Linked DNA regions of Homo sapiens: region 2 is linked to region 1. A link is a loop called in an ENCODE intact Hi-C map of the cell type or tissue named here. Cell type or tissue: A673. All regions are shown on one strand.

Region 1 (2,500 bases):
GACTAGCATGGAGGTAACCGCCCCCATGATTCAGTTACCTCCCACTTGGTCCCTCCCAGGACACATGGGGATCATGGGAACTACAATTCAAGAAGAGATTTGGGTGAAGACATACCAAACCATATCAATGCATAATAAATTTATTTAATCAAAGTTATACAGGACACAGGAGCCATCAGAAATGAAGACCTAAACACCAAGGGGAAACTGATTTTATGTTTAGGTTCAATGAGGAATGGCAACCAGGTAGAAACATGACTGGACAAAGAGAAGAATCTAATTGTGATAGACTAAGTGGGGAACACACAAGGCTTGTCTATGCAGATTCTTCTTGGCCTCTCTGGGTAGCATTCCTTCCTCTTGGGTATGGGGCAGGACCCCTCTGGAATGAGCATCTTCAAAGGAGAAAGCAGAGAGTGACATTACTAGGTTTAATGAGAGGGTTTCTAATTACTAGGATCTACCTTGGGGAAGAGGAATTCTGGTTTCTAAGACTTTGGAGGGGGAACAGGGGTTGGGTGACAGGAGGACAAGAGAAGGTCAGAGAGGAGACTTTGTTTCTGAGCCTGCTTCTGAGGGCTTCCAATGTCCTAGTGTTCAAAGTACTCAGTATGCCCATGTGCCATATTTTGGGGTATTGTTTTCTAAGCCCCAACACTGGCTGCTGCTGGCTCTGAAGATGGAGAAAGGGCAGTGGCTCATGCCTGTAATCCCAGTACTTTGGGAGGCTGAGGCGGGCAGATTGTTTGAGCTCAGGAGTTCAAGGCTAGCCTGGAAAACATGGTGAAACCCCATCTCTACTAAAAATACAAAAATTAGCTGGGCATGGTGGCACACACCTGTGGTCCCAGCTACTTGGGCATTTGAGATGGGAGTAACTCCTGAGCCCAGGAGAACAAGGTTGCAGTAGGCCAGGATCACACCACTGCACTCCAGCCTAGGTGAGAGAGTGAGCCTAGAGAAAAAACACAGCCCCATGAGATCTTACTCTCAGGCAGAGAGAGCCCTCTTTGTACTTCTGACCTATCATCAGAGCTAACAGATAAATTTGCATTCTTTTAAACTCCTAAGTTTGTGGTAATTTATTAAAGCAGTAATAGGAAACTAATACAGAGTATTTAAACAATACACCTGCTAAAAATCTTAGCAAATTAAATTAAGAGAGTTTAACTGAGCAGAGAACCAGACACAAATCAGGCAGCCTCCTGAGCAAGAGTAGGCTCAGAGAGACTCTAGCACAGCCATGTGGTGGGAGAATATTTATAGACAGAAAAAGGAAAGTGATGTCCGGAAAATGGAAGTGAGGGACAAACACAGCCAGATTGGTTTCAGCTCAGCCGTTGCCTGATTTGAACACAGTTTGAACACTTGTCCCCCTTTGGCCATAACTCAGTTAAGCCAAACTTAAAATATATAAGAACTTAAAATATATAAGGAGGCAGCTGTAGGCTATACTTGATTTAACACATCCTATTCTGAAAGGTAAAATGGTATGGAGAAAGGAAAGCAATTCTGCAAATTGTTATTGTTTGTTAATAAAGGAAATCACAAAAGGAGAGGCTTAAACGTTAATTTTACATAACTCTCCCTAAAATTACATAGGCAGGAATATTTGTGAGTTTTTGTTTGTTTTTTGAAACACGTTTCACCCTGTTGCCCAGGCTGGAGTGCAGTGGCAGGATCTCGGCTCACTACAACCTGCGCCTCCCAGGTTCAAGAGATTGTCATGCCTCAGCCTCCCAACTAGCTGGAATTACAGGTGGACGCCACCTCGCCTGGCTAATTTTTGTATTATTAGTAGAGACAGGGTTTCACCATGTTGGCCAGGCTGTTCTCAAACTCCTAACCTCAAGTGATCTGCATGGATCGGCCTCCCAAAGTGCTGGGATCACAGGTGTGAGCCACGGCACTTGGCCAGTAGGAATAATTTGGTTTGGCAATTATGTTTTTTTTTTTTTTAGTTGTTTTTTGTTTTGAGACAGAGTCTTGCTCTGTCGCCCAGGCTGGAGTGCAGTGGCACAATCTCAGCTCACTGTAAACTCCGCCTCCCAGATTCAAGCAATTCTCCTGCCTCAGCCTCCTGAGTAGGTGGGATTACAGGTGTGCACCACCACGCCCAGCTAATCTTTGTATTTTTAGTAGAGACAGGGCTTCACCATGTTGGTCAGGCTGATCTCGAACTCCTGACCTCGTGACCCAACCCCGTCAGCCTCCCAAAGTGCTGGGATTACAGGCGTGAGCCACCGTGCCCTGCCTGGAAGGGCAATTTTGTTTTAATTGCAATTAGCCTTCTACCATTTATCAAAAAGATTCCTTAGTGTTTATGGATAGACACATCTTCCACTGGCAGTGGAATACTTCACCCTACCTAAAGCGATTCCTTCTTTCTTAGATAATGCCGCCTTCTCACCTATTGTCTGACTCTCCAGAGCCATCAGCCATTGCCTGGCATGTAGTTTGTGCTTTGATACACAGAAGCCACCTAAAAACCACCTTGACT
Region 2 (2,500 bases), 69 kb before region 1:
GAGTTATTTTACACATTTCTTTTTTGTTGTTGTTGATTTTCAATAAACAAAAAACTCTTAATTTTTTTGGGGGGGTTATGAATTTCTGCATCAGGAAGGTGATTTGTTTTGCCCATTGAAGCTGATGTATTGAAATGAGCTTTTGCAACTTGATCACTTTTCTCGTGCACCCTTAGAAGAAGCCTTAACAATATCTCTAAGCACTTTTTCCAGGGTCTGCAGAAAGTGGGACGTCTCCTTTAAAGTCCTGGAAAACCACGATTGAACTGTTTGGGAATTCTGTTGTCGCGTATTTATCTGTGCCTCTGTTATAGGCGTTTCAGCGCCTCTTCTTGAAAAGGTCCGATTCTCCTCTGGACTACTGGCCTCTATTTAATTCATTCCTCTCTCAGACAGAGACGTACATCAAACAGGAGAGAAATATGACTGGAATAAATACCTATTTTCTCTCCCTTTTCAGATTAAATATCTCCAGCCACAGATAGAAACCTCCTTAAACTGAAATTAATTTCTGTATTTAAGAAAATACATCAGGTGGTATGTTTTACTTTCATTGCATTTCTGGTGCAATTGGCAAACCCTCAAATTCTTACTATAAATGCATTTTTAATCTACAACCCAGCCTGAGGTTTCTCTTATTCTCCCGATTATCATTTCCCTCTGTGTTTGGGACCTTGTTTGTTATCTCTCTTGCTCAATGCTTATTCAAAAATGCCTTCAATCTTAAAAAACTGGTAAGACAATATATAAAAGGCTGACAGGAAAACACACACATAGAGCTATACACAATCTATAATTTTCTAATATTAGAAGATTTTTTCCTCATAGTCTCATCCAAAAGAAAACGAATTATTTACATTCACAGCTTAAAAAATAATTATACATACTTGTTCTCTACGCTCAAATGCTGCTGGGGACTGGGTGTATTTTATAGAGGTACACTGCCCTCTGCAGGGAAAAACAGCTTTTTGACAACTCTTTGGGGCAACCTCAAAAAAACAGTATCGCTCTGGGGCTGAAAATATAAACAAATAGTTTCTTAAATGGGTTTGCTTATAAGCAATTAAACTGTATTTATGCACCTTAAAATATACTTGCTCACACTCTTATTTTTCTTACGTGTTGGCTTATCCCATTATACTTCTAGAAACACAATAGGAAAAGGGCAACGTTCTTTATCACAAGCTGAGCGACAATACTGAATGGAACACAGAATTGCTCCAGCTTCATTTCTTCTCCAAATTACAGTAGACTCGAAAAAATTTAATAGTCATTCAAGTGCCTTGGGAACGGTGTGCAATAGGGCCCTGAATTTTTCAAGGAACCTCTCTAGATTTCTGCTCTGGGTTTGGGCTGTGGGTGGTAGAATTTCAGGATTCTTAAATCCCCAGGAAATTGCTTTGTGGTTCTTGTATTTTCACTTCAATACTTGGGAAAATGAAATGAGCTGATATTGATAAAGCCTCATTGTATGTATTTTGAACAATAAATTAAGATGCTAATCAAGAGAAAGTTTGACGACCCAGTCGTAACTACTCAAAACTTAAGTGTTGTGGTGGAAATTAGCAATAGTTAGGAGCTACTGAGTTAAGTTCATCGAGGCTTTCATTCCAGATTGGGTCTACCTGTCTTTGCCAAATACCTGAAAACCTTTTCCAGCAATTAAATGAGAAGGGTTATCTTTTTTTTTTTTTTTTAAGGAATTTTTTTAAGGTTGTCATGGAGTAGATTCTGTAAATACAAAATGGGTGAAAAGATATCACCATTTAGTGGCATTTCCCAATTCCCAATAAAGTCTTAAGGGGTAATTCCTTCCACTGAAAAAGAAAATTGTGACTTCTGCCTTCATTGTTCCACCTCCTTTCCACCACAGAGCTGTGCCGTCCCCACAAGAGCACACTTCCTTCTTCCAGTCTCTAAATGTGACCAGCAGGGGGGCTGATGAAGTGCTCATTTTTTACATCAGTCTTATAAATTGCTTTCCCCATTAATTGTGTCCATGGAAACAATACATTTGGCTGGTAAAGGACTCCTGAATAAAATTTAATGGGATTCTCAAAAAAAAAAAAAAATTGCAGGCTGGGGGGACATGCTATGGCTGGCCATTCTAGCAATCTAAGTTTTAGCCCAGTGCAGGACTAATTTCTTGTCTTCAAAAACTGTAATAAACTGAATCCAAATTAAACTGAAGACTAAAAATGTTCTTTTACTATCTGGAAAAGAAATTTAAAGAAAAGGGCAAATAAAAATTACACAGCAGTTCTGGAAAAAAAAAAAAGAAAAAGAAAATAGCACTGAAAAAAAAAAAAAGAATTCCCAATACCTCCTAGCAAAGAACAATCGTCAGTGCTCGCCATTCAGGCAATGTTTAGTACCCAAGTCCTGGTAATATAAGCATGGTTTGTTCAGGATAATTGATCAGATGTCCTAAGCAATCCTCAGGCACTTACAGTATTCTAAGAACACCCCTGCGATCTCCTCCCTGTTCTCCCCTAAGTGG

The links. A loop is a pair of places that touch in the nucleus more often than their neighbours do. Peaks named below come from ENCODE experiments on the same cell type or tissue, not always from the same donor. Only the 100,000 strongest peaks of a DNase experiment are listed, where the experiment ranks them.
Region 2: it touches region 1 in a loop (2.7-fold over the local background); 4 of 110 quality-filtered maps call a loop at or near these places.

What each region holds. Positions count from the first base shown.
Region 1 is chr16:74,102,958-74,105,457 of GRCh38, forward strand. LOC124903722 (a long non-coding RNA gene) reads right to left here and starts at 881. Exons shown (of 2, transcript XR_007065119.1): 1 at 840-881; 2 at 125-395. In A673, a CTCF peak has its summit at 1,264; no DNase peak of the experiment used is centred here.
Region 2 is chr16:74,034,105-74,036,604 of GRCh38, forward strand. No RefSeq gene overlaps it. Among named protein-coding and RNA genes, the nearest start is that of PSMD7-DT, 180 kb to the right of the region's middle. In A673, CTCF peaks have their summits at 950 (motif pointing left), 1,153 and 1,897; DNase peaks (open chromatin) are centred at 947 and 1,917.